2 separate regions of the Homo sapiens genome follow, and region 2 is linked to region 1. The links are chromatin contacts, found by Hi-C or POLR2A ChIA-PET in ENCODE. All regions are on one chromosome and are shown on one strand. Each heading gives the region's core, a stretch centred on a gene start or an enhancer-like site at or near the end of the contact. The rest is flanking DNA. Distances are from core to core; before and after follow the strand shown.

Region 1 (5,197 bases), core at 1,475-3,974:
AATTGCGGGTGGACCCTTTCTTTTAAATTATGAAATGTTAGACCCTTTTTAGTTAAAACCCAGACCAGGAAGCACGAACAACTTGCTGAAGCCTCCCTGCCAGTCTGTGGAAGAACAGGGTCCTCAACTTCTCCCAGAACACTTTCCTCTCTGCTCCCCTTTGGTGACAATGAGATGGGTGGGACAGGGCAGGAGCAGAGACACCTGCAACTGTCACCTGGGGCCCCAGAGTGTCAACTTCCACAGTGAACCACTAGCTCTTTATAAAACTCTCCTCGAAGGACATTAAACAGCATGCTAGCATGTCACAAGATTCAGTGAAGCCTGTGAGTCGATGAGGGTGTGCTCCATGGTTGGTCTTCCTTGCCAGCTGATGCCCAGGCCCTGCCTTCTCACCTCCCTGTCCCCAGCAGCCAGCAGCCTGCTGGTCAGGTCCTTAGTAAAGCTTATAGGTATTAAATTGAAGCGAAAACCCCATGTGGTTCATGCCATTTCTCACAGGCAGAAATGCTCAATAAAGTTTTCTAAAAGAGAACAAAGTTTTCTAAAACAGAACGAAGCTTTAGGACTGCGTGAGACCCAGAAGAAAAGAAAACCCTTTCCAGCCCACTTGGAGAGTGACGTTCCAAGCAGAGGTCAGTAAAGTAAGGCCAGATCTGGCTTGCCTGTCTCTGCAAATAAAGTTTTATTTGGGCACAGCCGTGCTCACGCATTTACATATGGCTGCTTTCACACCATAAGCAGAGTGGAGCAGCTGTGACAGAGACTGCATGGCAATGAACCTAAACTCTTTACTACCTGACCTTTCACAGAATGTTTGTTAATCCTTCAAGGAGCACATGAACATGGCAACCTTTACTAAGGAAGACAATGCGAAGAAAAACAGGCAAATTTGTCAGAAAAACACCATATATTTCCATCTGTGTGTTATACTGGGAAACTAATTGATATCCCTTTGAAAATTATCTGCAAGCTTACGTACTTTAGAAATGCAATACTATCTACTAAAAACCACACTATCCTGTTACAGACCCTACTGAAAAAGAGGACACACATCACAAAATCATTTATGAAGCCAGCACACTTTTGGAATGAATTTCTCTTAGCTACCGCTATTCTATTTGATTTTTCATGCATAACACAAAAGTGCTCAATAAATCTAATCATTGCTAAATACATCCTACACTAGCATTCTTCCTTTAACAGAAGTAAAGGTTTATATATGAGATCTACAACTCATTAAGGGTCCAAATCTTTTCTCTTTCTTGGGTCATTTGAGAATGTGAATGTAAGCATTATGCTTCTGCCCTAAGAGTATTTGGGCCAAGTGATATAAGGTGCATTAAAATCGCAAATAGCCAATGAACGACGTAATTCTTTCCTCAGACTTAACACATGTTTATACGTATGGTTTTCTTACTAATCTAAAAAAATTTTATGTACACCATAACAATGTTTATATTGTTTATATCAGAAATTATAAAACCTAATTATATTTTTGCTGCCAAATTAAGAGAATGTAGAATAATTATTTATTCACAATATATCCATCTCCAGATAGCCTGTTGTTATATATCATTTCAACTGGACCTTTTTTCTACTTTAAAAGCTTAAATAACTGTAGGTAAATCCCCCCTCCTCGGTCTATAACATCTATGTGATATAGGATTTCAGCTTTGTCTCTCCAGGGACAAATCCATCTATCTAATTTAAAAGCCTCCTAAGAATCACCACGTAGCCTTTAACTGAGCCATCTACTAGAGTCAAGGTTGAAGGGTCAAATCCTACTTAGTCACTGAAGCGCAGGCTCTCTTTGCAGAGATCAAAGTGCCCATTCTTCCTAATCGGCCATATCAAAAACATCCTGCTCTTCCCTGGGAGCCTAGGAATGACTCCATGCCCCCATCTCTGTACTTTAAACTACATGCCATTCCCACGACTCTCAGGATACAGGTGTGAAAGGCGCTGTCGCCACACCAGAGCCGGGTCCCCAGGGCTAGCATCTAGGAACCACTTCTTACCAGCTGTGTAATCTCTACAGCTATGTCTCTAAGTCTGCTCCCTCTTATGAAGATGGGGGCACTACCTCTCCCACCCTGAATTCCCCAGTGGAGTCACAGGGAACCTGTCAAATGAGATTTCATGTATAAAATATATAAATAATTAATACCAAAAATGCGTATGTTCTTTCATTCATAAAGAAGCACATGCTACTAGCACAACTGGCATTTTGTGGTTGGCTTCCCTTTGCTTTGTGCACCTTCAAATAATGTATACATGTAACCACATGCTGTGTTCTCAACTACAGACTTCTTAAGACCAGGCAGCCCTGTGCTGCCAGGGAAAGACAGGCTCCTCCCACCCTTATGTTCTGGCTAATTTGTGGAGAGCCACAGTGGTGTCTCTTAGTGCATTTGTCATCACAGCTCTTCCTCGTTCAAAATTGTATTCGTGAATGATACCACGAACAACCACAACTGCAAGCAGCAAATAAACAACTGCCGAATGCACAAAAACAATGGCAAATTGCTCCTAAAATAAAATGAACAAACTTGTTTTAATTGGACAGAAGTGGAACAGAAGTAGAATTGTTTTTCTGGGGGTAACTCTAGGCCATTTAAAGCTGCAAAGAGTGCCTTTGCCTAGCTGCTTTCTTCATGTCCTGAGGACAGGACAAAATGCCCGGGAAGGGGCCTCACATGTCTACTACTCAGGCAGCTGCCCACAGAGAACATGAATCCCTTGCCACGTCACACATGCCAAGCACACACAATGCATCATCAACAGGCTGGGCTCCGCCTGGTCCAGGCCACTGGGGGACAGCACTTCCCTTCTCTCTGCTCTATACAAAAAGGTGCCCTAAAATGCAGGCCGACATTTAAGTTCCTCTGCCACAAATGACAGAGATTTACATCTAACTAAAGCACTATTTATTGAAATTTCAGTAATGCAAAATGGAAAACGCCAAGCTACCAACTATATAAAGTTCATTTACTGGAGAAGCAAATAAAATAAGACAGCAGCAGCTGATCACCAGTCCTTGCCCAAGGATGTGGAGACAGAGGAAATCCACATCTTTGGCTCCTCTTCCCCAACAAGCATGTAGATATCCCAGCCTCAACCACCCTGACTCCAACTCCCCACCAAGCATGTAGATATCCCAGCCTCATCCACCCTGACTCCAACTCCCCACCAAGCATGTAGATATCCCAGCCTCAACCACCCTGACTCCAACTCCCCACCAAGCATGTAGATATCCCAGCCTCATCCACCTTGGATCCAACTCCCCACCAAGCATGTAGATATCCCAGCCTCATCCACCCTGACTCCAACTCCCCACCAAGCATGTAGATATCCCAGCCTCCTCCACCTTGGCTCCAACTCCCCACCAAGCATGTAGATATCCCAGCCTCATCCACTTTGGCTCCTCCTCCCCACCAAGCATGTAGATATCCCAGCCTCAACCACCCTGACTCCGACTCCCCACCAAGCATGTAGATATCCCAGCCTCATCCACCCTGACTCCAACTCCCCACCAAGCATGTAGATATCCCAGCCTCATCCACCTTGGCTCCAACTCCCCACCAAGCATGTAGATATCCCAGCCTCATCCACCTTGGCTCCTCCTCCCCACCAAGCATGTAGATATCCCAGCCTCATCCACCCTGGCTCCGACTCCCCACCAAGCATGTAGATATCCCAGCCTCATCCACCCTGGCTCCGACTCCCCACCAAGCATGTAGATATCCCAGCCTCATCCACCCTGACTCCAACTCCCCACCAAGCATGTAGATATCCCAGCCTCATCCACCTTGGCTCCGACTCCCCACCAAGCATGTAGATATCCCAGCCTCAACCACCCTGACTCCGACTCCCCACCAAGCATGTAGATATCCCAGCCTCATCCACCCTGACTCCAACTCCCCACCAAACATGTAGATATCCCAGCCTCATCCACCCTGGCTCCGACTCCCCACCAAGCATGTAGATATCCCAGCCTCATCCACCCTGACTCCAACTCCCCACCAAGCATGTAGATATCCCAGCCTCAACCACCCTGACTCCGACTCCCCACCAAGCATGTAGATATCCCAGCCTCAACCACCCTGACTCCGACTCCCCACCAAGCATGTAGATATCCCAGCCTCATCCACCCTGGCTCCGACTCCCCACCAAGCATGTAGATATCCCAGCCTCATCCACCCTGACTCCGACTCCCCACCAAGCATGTAGATATCCCAGCCTCATCCACCTTGGCTCCAACTCCCCACCAAGCATGTAGATATCCCAGCCTCATCCACCCTGGCTCCGACTCCCCACCAAGCATGTAGATATCCCAGCCTCATCCACCCTGACTCCAACTCCCCACCAAACATGTAGATATCCCAGCCTCATCCACCCTGGCTCCGACTCCCCACCAAGCATGTAGATATCCCAGCCTCATCCACCCTGACTCCAACTCCCCACCAAGCATGTAGATATCCCAGCCTCATCCACCTTGGCTCTGACTCCCCTGCATGTGACCCACTGGCACTGAAACAGTGCACAAGTCATATTCAGTTACTGCACATGCCCTTTCAGCCAAAATGCCAAAGTGTCTATAAAGTTACTCAAAAACTTAAGTCTAAGCAGAGGAAACATACATTCTTTAGCCTCGGTAGAACCTAAAATGGCAAAGATCTTGTAGACATTTTCCAATGCTCATGGGCTGGGAGGAGCCTCACACACCAGAGGACCCAGATCTGCGAAATGCTTTGGTCAGGGACATGGAGGGAGGTTTGGATGAGTGGGCAGCCTAGAAACGTGGGCCCCAACTTCTCCTGGAGGGTCCAGCAGGGTGCCCTGAGTCACCAGCAGTTGGATTCAGAGTGAGGACAGGCCCCTTGCTCCTGCCTCTCAGGCCCAGGGACAGAGGCCAGAGGCTGTGCAGGTCAGTGTGCACCCTGGCTCCTGTCCAGGCGGGCCACACCGGGAATGTGGCCACAAACACGTCTTCTGCCCTCCCCTCCTGTCCAGCAAGGAGAAGGAGGTGTGGAAGGAGAAAATACCCAGCAACATAAAGATTCCATTTCCCAAATTGCCAGAAGTTTGGAAAGGGGAGAACTGATCAATTAATGATAAAGAAAACATTTCCTACACGAAAAGGAAGTTGGACTGTGTGGTGATTGACACAGTCACATTTCCTGGTTTCCCAAGG
Region 2 (5,197 bases), core at 1,512-4,011, 65 kb before region 1:
AGAGAAAGATCTGGCGAGTTCTGAAGTAGCCACTGGAATGGGCAAGAGGGTTCATGAGCAAACTTGGGTCCTGGCGGAAGTGGTGTGTTAGCAGGACATTCATACGTGAGTAGGTGTCAGAGGCATAGAAGAGAAGTTCATTTCAGGATAAGAGAAGAATGGGCTGTGAAAACAAAAGGTATATTTTGGAAAGCTCAGTGACACACAGCTCATAAATAAGTGGAAGATGAGGCAGGACAGGGTGCAGACTTGTGTCATGTTGCCAGAATTTGGGTATGTCTTTAAATGCACTGAGAGTGTCTGAGGTTCTAGAGGAGCGGTATGATTCTACCTCAGCTTCTGGAAAGGGGTTCCAGCAACAGTGTCTTTGTAAAGAGACCATCACAAAAAGATCCAAGTGAAGGAAAATGGGGCCCGAGGCAGTCATGTGAGTGAGGAGAGTAGGAAAAGAAGGCAGAGAGAAGGATTTGGGAGATATTTCAGAGGGAGAAGCAAGAGGACGTGGTATAGGGGAAGGGTCAGACAGGTCCGTGCTAGGGATTGACGTCCCGCGGGAGAGGCTGACGTTCCTACCCGGCAGCTGGGACAGCTGCAGTTATCAGCAGCTCAAATGTGAAATACAGGAGAAAAGGCAGCAGGGAAGGAAGGCCCATCAGATTAGGGCACGGTGAGTTCTGATGACTGCCCAGATGTCCAGAGAGCCTTTGGAAATTCAGGCCTTGCCATTCATAGAATGACATCAAGATGTAGGTCTATCACTCGAAATCAGCAGGTTTGAAATTATCAGAGTGTAGGAGGTTTGTCTAGACATTTGCTTTAAGGCTTTGGCAGTGGAAGAAAAACCCAAAATACACTCAGGAGGAGAATATGGGGTAGGGAGACATTATTTTTTAATAACTAATTACAATCCCTGGCAAGAGTTTTGCTGGTAATTTTACTTCCTACTGTGGTTGCTATCCATGGATGTACTATACATATAAAAGAGATAATATCAAATAACTTGTTTCTGTGACATACTAAAAGAAGAAGTATGAAAAATATTCTACCTCATCTAAAATTCTGATACCTTCATATTTTGGAAAGGCACATACGTATTAAAGTATACAACTGTCAACAATTTGTAAATATTCCACACCAAGTGGCTGCTAGGCAAAGCCTTACCTTGTGTTGATATGACATCTTTTATTTCTTGAGTCCTATTGCAAAAATTTAAAAGATTTCTCGTTATATCTTTTTCATGTCGCTCACACTTTCCAATAAGTATGTGCCAAGCTTTTATTCTTCAAGGTCAACAAACCCTGGCTTAGCCATCATAATCAATCAAACTGCATTTTTACAAATGTAAGTTTCAGCCATCTGATAAAATGAGCAATTCTGCAATGTTTTGTGGTTTTTTTATTTCCGTTTGAAAACAACTCATTTTAGAGGAACTCTGTTCCCTGTGGTTCTTAGTCATCCTTATCCCAGAAAAGAGTAATTTTTCAGTGTCCATTCTCACTAACTCTGGAATATATTGTATGATTAGCTAACTTTGAACCTCAAATACTTACATTAAAAGTGCAGAAACCATGATGGTTTGAATAGTTTTGTTTTGTGATTTAGAATTCAAGTAGAGCTGGATAATAACTGACAACATAAAATGTGGAATCCACAAAGAGTCAGTATGATTCAAAGTTCACCATTCTAATTCAAATAAAATTTTAAGAATTAAAACTGATGTCCAGCCCAATATAGAAGCTCAAGCAAATTCAAATGGCTGATGGAGGAGCTGGCTTGGCTCCAATTTTTCTATTCCTCAAGTTACTTTTGAGAAAAATAATACATATAAATGAAAACATAACATTACTGGAAAAGAGAAAAATGAAAATAGCCATGGAATAGAAATGTTGAAAGCTTCTTCCCAAGCAAGCCTAGAAAAAGCTCTGAGAGCAAAGTCAAGGAGGCAAAGACCTTGCCATGAGTCAAACATTAGGGCGAGAGCTGGAACGGCTCACTACAGCTCCTACCACCAATCCCCCAAAATAGAGTCGAAAAATGACGGTCGGAGAAATTGTTTCTCCCAAAGACAAAGCCCAAAGACTAGTTTTTAAAGAAAATTAATTTGTCGGTGAACTTACAGGGCCTAAAAGAAGCACAGCAGATCTTCGCCCCGGCAAACCCACAGGGGCGCTGTGGAGTTTCTTCATTTTTGAGAGAAACACAACCTCTTGGACATCCATCAGCCCCTCCATGAAACGTCTGCTCTAGCAAAGCCACCGATCCAAGGCTCAAGAGCGCTACTTTACTTTCCACGAGGCCCTGGCTGGATGTTCAGCAGGTGCTCTGATAAAAAGCAGGCCCCGTATGAAAACCAGCAGGGAACAGAAAACGCAGCAGGGCTCTCCAATCTCATGCCAAGGTAGGTGAGGCTGTGCTGTCCCCAGCAGGCGCGTGCAGCGCTGCTAAGTGATGGGAATTTCAGAGCAAAAGAAAAGATGGGTTGTTTTTTGTTTTGTTTTGTTTTTGTTTGTTTTTTCTTTAAAGGTATATGTATTGGTTTTTCAAACAGTTACTAAGTTGTTAGGGCATGCATAATTATGTCGTTTGGCTCTAACTACTTATACACAGAACTGTTAAGAAGTTGCTCTGGCCTAGGGCCACTGTAAAAAAATTACTGAAACAATGATAGAGACTTGAACCAAGAAAGCGAGGAAGTCTCTGTGCTGTAGTTATCGGCTCTCAGGAAAGAAAAACCCTCCTGGCTTGGCAGCTGGCCCAGGAGGGGCGTGGGCAGGAGGAGGTCCCCAGGCTGCTGGATAGTTCTTCCTGCTGTTGGAGCCTCATCCACAGACACAGGCCTGTAGTTAGCCAGGCAGGGAGGAGGCTGAGCAGGAAACAGATGTGCCTGGCTGCAAAGGAAACCCACAAGCAATCAACCCCATCTTCATTCATAAAAAAGAACCAAATCAAGTGCCACCCAATACAGGAGGCAAATACCAGGGTGGAGGATAATGTGAACAAATAAAACAGCTCACCTGAGAGGAAATAGAAGTAATAATAATAATAAAAATCCAACTTGATACTGAGAGATTAGAGAGGAAATTGCACCCATAAAATTAGAATTAGCTACAATTAGGAGGAGGAGGAGGTAGGGAGGGTAAGGAACAGGGAATAAGAAGATAACAGCACTTACGAAAAAGGAAGAGGTATGGTAAATAAAATTTAACTGACAAAATGAAAATTAAATGGAACTGCCAAGCTGGCTGTCCAGAAGAGGGGCTGTTCCACCATGGAGACCAGGCAGCTAGAGGGTCGAGCCAAAGAAACCTCCCAGATCTAAAAGGAAAAATAAACAGACGAATGAATAAAAACCTAAAAGTCTTGCAAGATATATTCAGGAGGGTCAAACTAATAGAGACTTTTACAAATAGAGAACAAAAATATTAGAAAGAAATACTAGGAGAAATGATTGAAGCCTCTTTTCTGGAGCTGAAGTTCCTTATACAGTGATCCACTGAGGGCTGTGTGTCCACCCACAGGTCCCCTGATAAAACTTATAGACCCCAAAATAAAAGAAAAACTCTAAAAGCTCCCACAACACAGAAGGGGACAACATGCTGTGTAGGAACCAGTGGCTGCCATCAGAAGCTAAGAAGACGCACAAAGGTTGTGAAAAAGGTCCCGCAGATCTTGGCCTTAGGTCACGCTTCGAGTAGTGGGAGTTTTGGTGACAGATAGCGTTTCCCTTGCTACAGGTTTATTTATTCACCTTGTTTCAAAGAGAATAAAATATGCATAATTATAATACCATGTGCTGACGTGGAGGGACATCCATCACATGAAAAACAAGTTGCAAAACAAATGGATAATAGGATCCTACTGAGCTTAAATACACATACACAGGCACAACTAGACAAATAGGCAGATAGATAGATAATAGGTAGGTAGGTAGGTAGAGAGAGAGGAATTTAAAAATATCTAGAATACGTAGCAGACAGCTGAGATTGGGGAGTAGAGGAGGTGAAGATGTTTGCTTTTAATCTTCACCACTTGATACTCTCATTTTTTAACAGAGTATAAATTTCTTTTGAAATTAAAAAAATTATCGTACTTTTAGTGGAATAAAAGCAGCATCAGGCACATAGTAGGTAATTAATCAATATTTGTTAAATGAATGCGTGAATGCAAAATATATGCCTTTCTACCATCAGAAGTATAGCTCTATTCAAACTTTCTTCAGTATCTCCTGTAGCACTGACAAATTAAGTTTTCTGTCTCTTCTTAAGTCATATTTGGTAATATATTTTCCTAGAAATTCATTCATTTCAGCTAGATATCAAAATGGATTATCTCATGGCTGTGGACTGCAACCTCCTTTCCATATTGCTTGTTTTACATAAGAAACACATACATATTTTCTTTTTGAAACCCTGTTATAAAAGTACTCGACAAATTGTATTAGTCAGTTTTCACACTGCTGATAAAGACATACTGGAGACTGGGCAATTTACGGAAGAAAGAGATTTAATGGACTTACAGTTCCACACGGCTGGGGAGGCCTCACAATCATGGCGGAAGATAAAGAGGAGCAAGTCACACCTCGGATGGCAGCAGGCAGAGAGATCGATCTGGTGCAGGAGAACTCCTCTTTATAAAACCATCAGATCTTGTGAGACTTACTCACTATCACGAGAACAGCATGGGAAAGACCTGCCCCCATGATTCAATTACCTCCCACTGGGTCCCTCCCACAACATGTGGGAATTCAAGATGAGATTTGGGTGGGGACACAGCCAAACCATATCACAAATGGTAACTCAATGTAATTTTTTTAACAGCACTATGAGCCGTGGGAATCCAAGGCATGAGACAAGAAGGCTGGACAGCGTTCCTGGATCACACAGCTGAGTACCGGTGAAGTCAACCCAGTGTGCCTCGGCTAAGGGACTGCTCTCACCACTATGCCTCTCCCCAGTGTCCTGAATTCTAATGCTGAATATTTGTATGTTCTCTGCTTTTCTCTTAGCCTTCCAAAGATTTGTCATCAGTAGTATTTAATATCAAAGAATAAAGGTTTGAATTACTATATTTGTTATAGTTTTTCAGGTTCTAAGTCATTAATTTCTACTATATCTTCGTTTTCTTACTCATGCTTTTGTTGGGGCTTTTTAAATTATTTTTTGCTTCTGCAGTAACATGGATATTTCATTTGCAACTT

Evidence for each region. Hi-C counts contacts between places; a loop is a spot of excess contacts on that map. ChIA-PET counts read pairs that join two places held with the same protein, here RNA polymerase II (POLR2A). Pooled maps may share reads with other maps.
Region 2: a map of endothelial cell of hepatic sinusoid shows a loop between it and region 1 (7-fold over the local background). The contact joins two enhancer-like sites. A Hi-C loop is called at or near these places in 4 of 168 maps with a recorded cell type or tissue (PC-9, breast epithelium, endothelial cell of hepatic sinusoid and 1 more) and 6 of 50 pooled maps. POLR2A ChIA-PET finds 5 or more read pairs at or near these places in 4 of 52 experiments (MCF 10A, SK-N-SH, WTC11 and 1 more).

What each region holds. Positions count from the first base shown.
Region 1 is chr13:109,762,312-109,767,508 of GRCh38, forward strand. All of the region lies in intron 1 of IRS2 (insulin receptor substrate 2), which reads right to left. Among named protein-coding and RNA genes, the nearest start is that of IRS2, 22 kb to the right of the region's middle. Within about 2 kb of position 2,725, at least 4 of the 41 ENCODE cell types and tissues checked have a DNase peak (open chromatin) inside an H3K27ac peak, as active enhancers do.
Region 2 is chr13:109,697,525-109,702,721 of GRCh38, forward strand. No RefSeq gene overlaps it. Among named protein-coding and RNA genes, the nearest start is that of LINC00676, 28 kb to the right of the region's middle. RefSeq lists an enhancer at 2,598-2,892 and a silencer at 2,598-2,892. Within about 2 kb of position 2,762, at least 5 of the 41 ENCODE cell types and tissues checked have a DNase peak (open chromatin) inside an H3K27ac peak, as active enhancers do.